Linked DNA regions of Homo sapiens: region 2 is linked to region 1. The links are chromatin contacts, found by Hi-C or POLR2A ChIA-PET in ENCODE. All regions are on one chromosome and are shown on one strand. The core of a region is the stretch at or near the end of the contact, and the rest is flanking DNA. Distances in the headings are between cores, read along the strand shown.

Evidence for each region. A loop is a pair of places that touch in the nucleus more often than their neighbours do. ChIA-PET counts read pairs that join two places held with the same protein, here RNA polymerase II (POLR2A). Pooled maps may share reads with other maps.
Region 2: a loop to region 1 is called in a map of naive thymus-derived CD4-positive, alpha-beta T cell, with 4 times the contacts of the local background. The contact joins two enhancer-like sites. A Hi-C loop is called at or near these places in 5 of 168 maps with a recorded cell type or tissue (Calu3, PC-3, PC-9 and 2 more), 1 of 37 single-sample maps with no recorded cell type and 9 of 50 pooled maps. POLR2A ChIA-PET finds 5 or more read pairs at or near these places in 2 of 52 experiments (A549 and activated T-cell).

What each region holds. Positions count from the first base shown.
Region 1 is chr7:134,354,557-134,360,053 of GRCh38, reverse strand. No RefSeq gene overlaps it. Among named protein-coding and RNA genes, the nearest start is that of SLC35B4, 40 kb to the right of the region's middle. Within about 2 kb of position 3,818, at least 5 of the 41 ENCODE cell types and tissues checked have a DNase peak (open chromatin) inside an H3K27ac peak, as active enhancers do.
Region 2 is chr7:134,510,939-134,516,258 of GRCh38, reverse strand. No RefSeq gene overlaps it. Among named protein-coding and RNA genes, the nearest start is that of AKR1B10, 14 kb to the left of the region's middle. Within about 2 kb of position 3,743, at least 3 of the 41 ENCODE cell types and tissues checked have a DNase peak (open chromatin) inside an H3K27ac peak, as active enhancers do.

The DNA.
Region 1 (5,497 bases), core at 2,569-5,068:
AAGCCCTCTTGGCTTTCTGTGGAAAAAAGATAAGAGAAAGGGGCTGCACCTTGGAGGAGGGATAAGAAGATTGCCAAGTCCTTCTGGCTGTCCCTGCTTATCCGCCATGCCTAGAACCTGCCAGCTGTGCTAAGTTCAAACAAAGCTACTTTACTTATCTTAGTCCATTTATCTGTGGCTTTCCAAGGTCTCTTTGTGTGCATGTGTACAGGTGGGTGCACACATGCATGAGTGCATTTATTTAACATTTCCCTCTAAGTGAGTGATCTCATGTCTTTAGAACACAGGGTGATGAGTCCAAGGTTGGGGTTAGTTCCAGTTATGAACAGCAAGCATCACACAGCAATAACTGTTTAGGTCACATTGCCTCAGCTAGCCTGCTGGCACAGGGGAGACAGTAAAGGAAAACCATCCACCCTAGCCATGCCCAATGTCTCTGGGAAGCAGAAGTCTTTGCAAAGCAGTGAGCAATGCACAAGGACCTTTAGTGCATGGTGTATGGTGCATGCTGTCTTTTACTCAGAGAATGCTGCAGAGCCCAGAACTACCCTGTAGGTGATATTAGTCACTTTCCGTCAATCAAACCCTCAAGCGGCATGAATTCATGATTCTGTTTGAAGTTACGGGATATCCACTGTGTATACCCCAGGATTTTCCCAATGACCCCTTTGGGTTTCCACTGAGGGGAATCAGGAACCATCCGGTTGGTCCCTGACCAACCAGTGAAGACAGGAGTAGACAAATATAGTTGCTCAGTTATCAGGACTGGAGATATCTATACTCCCAGTGCAGCTCCTGCAGAATCCACAGACCATCAGCCCACCCCCCACCCTTAGTGGAGGCCTTGACAACCATTTCTAGAATGACTATAGCATTCTCCTTGGGCAACCACAAAAAAAAGCACTTTTCTGTGTAACTGGAAAAGCTAAGGATTTCTAAAGCCTAGATATAGGGGTCATGTCGTACAAGGCCACACCCTTGGGTCAGGCAGTGTCCCTGTACATTGTCTACTTGTGCAGAATTTATGAGAACGTGAGAAACGCCAAATCTCCTCTTGTCTCCTTACTGTACACCTCCAACCTGAAATTCAGCATAATAGTTCCAATCTCTGTGTTTTTGATCACGCTACTCTCCCTGAGTAGAATCCCTCCCCGTCCTTGCCTCTTTATCCAATTTCCCCAGTTTGTATCCATCTTTATACTTGCTGTTTTTTTGTTTTGTTTTGTTTTGTTTTGTTTTTTGTTTTGAGATGGCGTCTTGCTCTGTTGCCTAGGCTGGAGTGCAGTGGTGTGATCTAGGCTCACTGCAACCTCCGCCTCCTGGGTTCAAGCGATTCTTCTGCCTCTGCCTCCCGAGTAGCTGGGACTACAGGCACCCGCCACCACGCCCGGCTAATTTTTGTATTTTTAGTAGAGACGGGGTTTCACTATATTGGCCAGGCTGGGCTCGAACTTCTGACCTGGTGATCCGCCCGCCTCAGCCTCCCAAAGTGCTGGGATTACAGGCATGAGCCACCGCGCCCGGCCTACTTGCTGTTATTTAATCAAGTTGAATGTAGAAGGCAAGCCATCTTAAAACTGCTTTCTTCTGGAGACTTTTGTTTGCAATTCCAAATCTTGCCACCAGGTGGTGGTGGCATGTTATTCTAGTTTCCAAGAGAACTAACTTCCTACCACGTGTCAGGCTGCACTGGGAGCCATCCCCACCTGATCTCATTTGATCCCACAGTGACCCTAATATTACCATCCCCATTTTACAGATGAGAAGATGGAAGCTCCAGAGTCCCGCCCAAGATCACACCACTCGTAAGAAGCATTAACTAGAGTTGTGAACCCAGGTCTGGCTTTAAAATCCCACGTTGTTCCCATTGAGCTCTGCTGTTGGAGGAGTTTCCTGAAAAGCCCCCTTACAATCTGCCACCTTTTCGTTTAATTGAGTGTGCCACACAGTTTGCCCTCCAATCAAGACTCTGTCTTGTTCCTGGCTAATCATATGGTTGGTCTTTCTGGCAAGGCTAACTCTCCCAGAGTCAAATGGTTAGCATAAACAATCAGATGTGGTCCTGGGGGTCTACCATGAATGACTAAGACACTCGGATCACTTGAGGAATTCCAAAGGTTTAGAGGCTCCCTTCCAGGAGCTGGGATAAGTCTGGATCTATGTTGGGATAAAGTTAATTCTTCACCGTACACACCTCTATGGCAAAATACAGTCTCCTGGGGCTCCTGTTCTCCACAATGTCTCAGAGTTCAGAAAAATCCTAACACCGAGCATAGTCCAAAATAATGGGGCCAAAATGTGAGGCTGTTTTGATCTGCCTCAAGCCAGGGGTAAATTTAGAGTACTTAATGAGCTATCTCTGATGCATACACTAGGGGCAAACTTCCATAAGTATAGTCTTTCTCTCAGCTAAGTTTTTGAGAGCTATTGAGTCAGTTTACACACCCTGATAACCATTGGAGAACAAGTATTTGATGCTATGGTTAAGCATCAAACTGTGTGCCTGAAGAGTCAAACCAAGTGGGAGGTAGGAGAATCGCTTGAACCTGGGAGGCGGAAGTTGCAGTGAGCCAAGGTTGTGCCATTGCACTCCAGCCTGGGCAACAAGAGCGCAACTCCGTCTCGGGGAAAAAAGAAATGTCAAATCAGCTGGGGTGAGACCACCGTCCTCTGATGAATGAGGACACTGACCTATAGGGATTGTCCTTACTTCAAACATGTGCAGGCTTGGAGTACCCCTGGCACCTAAATGGATTAAAAATACATTTGTCTCTCAAAAATGTATGGGCATATGTCAAATTAGCAGCATTCTTACTGCCAAGCAAATTTGCTAGGTCTATTTTTGAGTTGTAACACTTTGGCAATTAAAGTTATTCAGAACTCTTTTAAACTCTGGGAAACCTTGAAACTGTAAATGAAATGTTGTACGCATTGTTGTTTTTTAAGTTTCAACTATCAAAACTCAACAAACTTTAATGAATTTCTGAAAGCATCGCTATGAAGGTGAGAATGGGGAGACACCATTACCACTGGATCCATTTTGTACAAGTGGGTCTATTCCCAGCTGTGTATGATCGTTATGTAATTGGCATCCGTTGAGTGTGTGCAGTCCAGATGGGCCTGTGGAAAATAGTGTGCAAGCACCTGTCACTAGTCATCATAGGCAGGCTCTGTTAAGCTCAGATCTGAAGGCATTGGTCTGTCTCACCAGGTCTACGCTCTGCTATTCAAAGAAGCTTATAGCAGCTTCAGTGATTATATCAACTTCCCGTTTAATGTAGGAAGAGAGTAGATCCACCTAGTCTTATCACTTCCAAGGGTAAATATTACGTTGTTGGTGACAATAAAATTGGCAAAATGAATGTCCTCTTAGATGGCAGATGTTATCAAGATAGCTAGCTGCCCAGGGCTGGGCGTGGTGACTCACACCTGTAATCCCAGCACTTTGGGAGACTGAGGCGGGTGGATCACTTGAGGCCAGGAGCTCTAGACCAGTCTGGCCAACATGGCGAAACCCCATCTCTATAAAACATACAAAAATTAGCACAGCGTGGTGGTGCACACCTGTAATACCAGCTACCTGGGAGGCTGAGGCAGGAGAATCACTTGAACCCGGGAGGCGGAGGTTGCAGTGAGGTGAGATTGTGCCACTGCACTCCAGCCTGGGGGACATAGTAAGACTCCATCTAAAAAAAAAAAAAAAAAGCTGCTCAGTCACTCCCGTAAAAGCTGCCAGCCAGGATTCCTGCTCCCCTTCTCTTCTGTGCCAACAGCTTCATCGGGAAGTTGGCCACAGGGCCCTCTTCACAGCCTGTCTTATCCTAAGAGTGCAGCTTGGCCCAGGGCTCATTGTCTGCCAGATTTACTTTGCCCTCAACTTCCTACAGTCAAAAAAGAACTGCTCGGGCCAAACTGCTTCCTGGCAAATAAAGAAGCAAAGTCCACACGAGGAGTCTTTCTGGACCTTGTGACGTTTTTGTGTTTTGTGTTTTTGTGGTAATGTGGCATTGGAATGTTTAGCAATATGCCATTGTGCAACCTTCCAAACCCCACTGGGCATATGATCAGCAAAACACCAAAATTATTTTAATGCATAATCCTTGGTTCACTCTGTTGATTATTTAACTTTACCTGGGGTTGTTTGTTAACTTGGAAGAGGGTAATTACATGCATTCTACATTCCAGGGAACTGAACACTGTACCTTACCCAATACACAACAGGTGCATAATATAAGTTACATTAAATTCCCGTTGGGTTTTAAGTCAGCACATACTACATTAATGAATGTGAGTTGATTATACAATCCCCCCATGGGGTGGGCACCCTGAGAATGTTTCTTGTGATGTTAGAGTTTGGATATAAACAAAATCTTACTGATGTATTGTCCTTGAATGAACAGCCTCCATTTAAGCATGCGGGAGGGAGTTTGAAGGTGATCAGCAGAGATTCATATTGATGAAAGAAAGGAAATCATTTGAATTTAACATGGCAATTCCGGAAAAGTATTCCCATGTATGTGGGGCTGTCCTGGTCCTAGCATACCCTGGAACAAGTAGCTTCAGGGTGCATCCAGAGAAACCATAGAGCAGCTATAGCATCGAGCACATAAACCTTGAATATCATCTACCTGTACACTGCAAGAGGCAGCAGCTCAGGGAGCAGAGACCTCTGAGGCCCCCCGTGGTCATTCCTGTGATCGACACAAAGATGTGCCACAAGGTCAAGGAAGGACTTGTAGCCCAGCCCTGGGAAGTGTGGTCAGCAGACAGCCTCTAGCTGTCCGCAACTTCAAGGTCAGCCTCAGCTGTAGAGAGCTGCTCCCTCGCTGGAGGTCACAATTTCCCAGGGCAGCTGTGCCTGGTGGCTGAGCAGGGCCAGGATACAAGGCCAGCTATCATGGTGCAGCCCTAGCTCCATGGCTCTCCCGAGTGGCCTGGGTTTTCTGAGGCCAGCATCATCTAGGTTCAGCTCCTTCCTCTGCCCAGTACCCCTCCTTCTTTTTACGGAGGTTAATTCCTAATACACATTTGAAGCCCAGACTCTTATCTCAGCCACTGCTTCCAGAGAAGCCAGCCTGGGCAGTTGCACTCCCTGCCAGCAGCACCTCCCCTTGACAGCATTCTAGGGGGCATGAAGTTTTCACTGCTGAGAGGTAAAGAGAATACAGACTTGAGGCGCACACGGAAGCGCATTTGGATAGTCCCATTTTGGCACTGTCCCCAATTTTCTGTGGTTGGACCCTGATGTGAAAAACAAAAAAAAAGACACAGACCTAAAATTTTTTTATTATTATTTATTTATTATTGGGACAGGGTTTTACTGCAGTCACCCAGACTGGGTGCAATGGCACTATCTCTGCTCACTGCAACCTCTGCCTCCTGGGCTCAAGTGATTCTTATGCCTCGGACTCTCAAGTAGGTGAGGCTACAGGCTACAGGTGTGTGCCATCAAGCCCGGCTAATTTTCTTTTCTTTTTTTTTTTTTGAGATAAGGTTT
Region 2 (5,320 bases), core at 2,494-4,993, 160 kb before region 1:
GAGCCTGCATGCCAGCACAGCTGGGTTATTAGATGTCTTAATTCAAATGGAGTCTGAGATATCCCCAACACAATGACCAGGGCATCTCACAGCAGAATTTCAAGTTACATACTCACAGAAGACTTATAAGCCACCCAGTCAATGAAAATGTTTAATTAGAGAAAGCAACCTACCGACATGTTCTTCCACGGCTTAAGCACCATGACTCAGTGCTGACCATTCTTTTTATAGTGTGACTCATGGTGATTGGACAAATTTGGAAAAGCATTAGAGCGTTTCCCATGGGGAATAGATGGGCCCTGTTGTAGAGCCTCTTTCCTTGGGAAGCAATATTTGTTAAAGCCATATACCCAGAGGAAAGGAGTTTGACTGTGTACTCCAAACATTTTGAATCCTGTGCACTCCAGACATAACAGAGATATAGCCTCAAGTTTATACTCTTATGAGAAATAACACAGGGTGTGGTAGGCAAAATAATGCCCCCCACAAAGATGTTCATGCCCTAATCCCTGGCACCTGTGAATATATTAGGTTACATGGCAAAGGAGAATTAAGGTTGCAGATGGAATTAAGCCTGCCAATCTGCTGACTTTGAGACGAGGGGATTATCCTGGATTATTCTGGTGGGCCCGATGTAATCACATGGGTCCTTATAAAGTGGAGGAGAGAGGCAGAGTTTGACATTGCTGTCAAACTAAGAGTAATTGTTTTGTCGTAAAAAGGCTGACCATGGGTCTAGGGTGGATTGTGCTGTTAGGGTTCATTCTGGCAGGCCTTGAAATCACCTGAACTGTCTAACTGAAATCAGAAATGTAACTCCCAGATGAGATGCATGACTTGCACCTGGCATGGACACGACACATCCCCCCACCCCCCGCCCCGACACACACAGAGAAGTCTGGCACTGGGGCTGATTGTATGGCAAGAATATGTCTGTATGACCAGCAGGGTATAAAAGGCACCAGCTCAGACTCCGTGAGCATCTGAGAATAGATGCACCGAAACTCTTCTTGCTCTCCCATCCCTTAGAAAGTCCTGGGTAGGACCACAGTCATGCCTCCTTCTGTAACAGGAAGAAACCTTCATTTGAGTATACAACAGCAGAGGATGGAGGGAGGTGGTGGAATTGACAGTAGGACAACTAGGTGGCACTTGTCTATTTTCACGATGCGTCTGACGTCTTGAAATATGCAAAGTGATCCTCAGCTGAACTTGAAGGGAAGGTGTTGAAGATTTAAAATTGTTTCAGAGGACAGCAGGCAGTAAAGAACAGACAGCAGAATTGTCCACTTAGATTTTTCCCCACAAATCTATCTATCTATCTATCTATCTATCTATCTATCTATCTATCTATCTACCTACCTATCTATCATCTATCTGTCTATCTATCTATCTATCACTCTCCACCCTCTTTTCCTGGTGGCTACTTGTAGCCACGTTGTTTTTTGCTTTCTTCTTGGCGCTTTTCCCCATAATCAGTCCACACTCCCCCTAGTGGTCTGATGATGAATTTCTACTAACTGGGTTACGTAAAGAAACCTGCTGTATTCAGATCACAGCTGGAGTCCCTCTCTGTTTTAAGACGGAAACTGGAAGGATATTGTTTTATTATTTACAAAGGGGATGGGGGTGGCACTACCCACCATCTCATTTATCCCTATCTTCCATAGTGATCTCTAAAAGAAGACTCCTGGGGCTTAAATTCCCAGTTCTAGGGTCTCTTGGGGGTCACTACCAACATCATCCTTGTCAAACTAGGGCTGGAAAGAACCACGGTTGGGTCTACTCCTACAGAACTTCTATTAAAAATAATTGGTGTAGTCTTCCCTGCTGTCACCTCTTTCTTCTCCTTCTGACCAAAGAAGCTACTTTTGCCAAGCTGACTTACTGGGCAGGAGAGGGTGGTAAAGCTCTGGAGAGTCACCCATCCTGGTCTTGAAGGAGTGTCATCACCATCTCACACAGAGTGAGGCAGCATTGGACATGACCTGGGAATCCCAGGGAGGCAGCATGTGCCAGGACTTAGGTCCTAGTGCCAGCTTTTCTGCTATCAATGTGACCTATTCATTAGCCACTTTGAGCCTCAGTTTCTTCATGTGTAAAAATGATACTGTGGTGGTTCTCAGTAGAGAAAAGGGGTGGCATACTAGAATAATGTGAAATGCTTTTTCCGCCTACATATTATTTATTTTCTCTTTGGCAAAAAAAACCTTCGAAGTATTTCTGAAACACCCAATACTAGATGATTGCAAGTGCCCTAACAGTTCTAACACATCGTTTGAAGATGTGTTAGATATTTGCGTTAGATCCATCCACCCTAGACCCATTACTTGCAATAGAAGCAAGTTCTCGCCACTGTGGTGAAGCTCAGAAAATGTGTGTATCTAAAGGTTTGTTACAAGGCTGGGTATGGTGGCTCACTCCTGTAACGCCAGCACTTCTGGGAGGCCGAGGCAGGCGGATCACTTGAGGTCAGGAGTTCGAGACCAGCCTGGCCAACATGGTGAAACCCCGTCTCTACTAAAAATACAAAAATTAGCTGGGTGTCGTGGCGGGTGCCTGTAATCCCAGCTACTCAGGAAGCTGAGGCAGGGAAAATTGCTTGAACTGGGGAGGCAGAGGTTGCAGTGAGCGAAGATCTCGCCACTGCCCTCCAGCCTGGGCAACAGAGCGATACTCCATGTCAAAACAAAAAAACAAAACAACAACTACAAAAACCAAAATAAAGGTTTGTTACAGAGCAAACCTAGAAGATTGAAGGAGTCAATCTAATCCCTTTCCTGGCCTGGAACTGCCTTGACAATTTCAGGTGTGATCGGGAAACCCCATCCAAAATCAAGCCTGGGGCCGCGGCAGATTGTGTACATGTCAGACTTTAACCAGCAGAGGGTAGCACATACCTATGTCCTGGGCTTTCCAGGAAAGTCACAAAACTTGCCCTGAGAAAATGCTTTCTAGAGAAAGGCAACAAGGTTTAACCAAGTCTACATAGGCATAAAAAATTAAAGTCCATTTAGAACACAATCTGGAACTCAAGCCCAGGTCCAGAGGTGGACCAAGGCAATTTCCCAATGAAGGAAAACTTTGTCTTTGAATCCTCATCATTTCCCATTCCATGTCCCTCTTTGGCTTCTCAAAGTATGTTTAGAGGACTGGCAGCATTGGCATCACCTAGGAGCTTGACAGAAAAGCAGAATTTCGGATCCCACCCCAGACCCTCTGAGTCAGACTCTACATTTTCACAAGATTCCCATGTGATACCTGTTCATGTTGATGTTTGAGAGGCCGCGATGTCAGCACCCCTTCCCTACCTACACATGCTGCCTAGAAACTTACCCTGTTCCCTGTGCCAACCTCACTCCCCACAGGGGAAGATTCCTGCTGATTTCAGCCTTCACAAGAGGGAAGCACTTCGTGTGGCCTTAGGTGGGCAGACCTGAGATTTCTTCTTCAGGTGATTAGGGACCTCATAGTGTGTTTTTTTTTTTAACCACCTGGCTATATTTGTCTTCACATGACAGCTGAGCAAGGGAACATTGGGGTGATACACCGAAAAAAGATTGTTGGGGCTCAGAAAACTGTATCTCAAGTTTAGCACTTTGAAAAAAAGGAAATTGGAAGGCCCTGAAAGCAGGCTCAGAAGCAAGATCTTCTCCTACCCTCCTGTCTCTTGCCCCTCATTCTCCCCTGAAGTGAATCATAGAAACCAGAATTTCCTCTCCCCAAGGTGAGTCATAAAACCTAAAAATATTACTCTAACCTTTCTCCCACCTTTCTGTGTAGGAGCTTACCTGCCTTATCTGATAGTAGGCCATAAGACTCTCAATCCATAGGGGTCCTGCCATATGGCCAGGAGGAAGGAATGCTCAACAGAGTGGCCAAGAAGAATCTGAACAGACTGGCTTTGCTGGGCTTCCCACCCGCTCTTAGTATATTGCCATTAGAGCCCATCCTTTTGTGCAATCACATTTCTACACAGCTGTTCATTCTTCATCAAACCTAAGCATAAAAACAGTTTTCCCTAGGTTTTGGAGGTTTTATTTCTGAAGGCTCCTGTTTCACATACAACTTTGATTAAATAGAAGAGTGACATTAGCAAGATGGCTGACTAGAGATGCCTGACCCTTATCTTCCCTACAAGAAAGGACCAAGGCAATAAATATACAGCTGAAATTTGACTGGAGTGCCAAAAGGAGAGCGATGGAGTGAAGCAGGGGAGTGGAGATGCTTCTGAGGTGGTTGGAGGCTCAGGAGGACAGGATGGAGGCACATGGCCTCCGCAGCCCCATCTCACCCACCTGGATCGGACTGGCCCAGAGATAAGAGGACTACTTCTTAGGGGAAAAAGGTAAACAGAAGAACCCCCTGTCACCCCTTGCCACTGCAAACACCTCCAGTCCTTACTATGGGAGAATCCCACATCCTGGTAAGCGCTGAGTCCAGTTTGGAAAGCTGCTGAGAATTCACTCAGCTGTGTCACTCCAGGTGAGGTGCATAAGGTGTGCACTCCGCCTTACGCCACTGAGCCATGGAGCCATCCTGAGAACAGACCTACTGCCGGAGTGTGCCCTGCTCTGGGGCCATAGTCATTGTGCCTCTCTAGCACTGGGGCTCTATCTTCATTCCACCAAACCCACATGGTACCCAACTGTACAGAGGCTGGTCCCAGGATTGGCTATGACTCTTGTCCTGCACAACAGTGAAACAAACCCATGCTATCTCCAATACAGCTGGAAGAATAACCTAGCAGTCTCACCCAGGATGAACCTGCTCTTGTGCCAGCCAAATAACTATGTGTTCTCCCCCAAGGAGAACAGGTCCTCAACCCACCAAGCACCTGACATGCCCCTAGGCCAGTGGAGCAGTTACGTGCAGATGTCCAGGGTCTGAAAAACAGGGCTTCAACACTACCCCCTCCAAGAACATAACCCTGGCTTGCACAAAGTCCCCACACCCACAATCAGGGCTTCAGAAACTTGGGAGGCTAACCGAGAAGCTGTGTGCCTATGTCCTGGGTCTGAAAGAAAGCTTTATGTGTCACCTGTGATAAACACACACCAAGGTCAGCAAAGAAGCTGTGCTCTCATGTTCCAAGGCTGAGAAGCCAGGCTCTTCCTTGGTGCTCAAAGCCCCTGAGGGATAGTTGTCTTTCTGCAGAATATTTGAGGGATATTTGAGGGACAAATATTTGAAGGATATTTGTCTTTCTGCAGAATAAGACATTTTGAGTAGTAGTCTCAGAGTTGCTTTGGTAAGAGAAGAGAAGGCTTCCCAGGCCCCGCAGATGGGTTTTTGAAGGTAGCTCTGGGCCCAGGGCCAC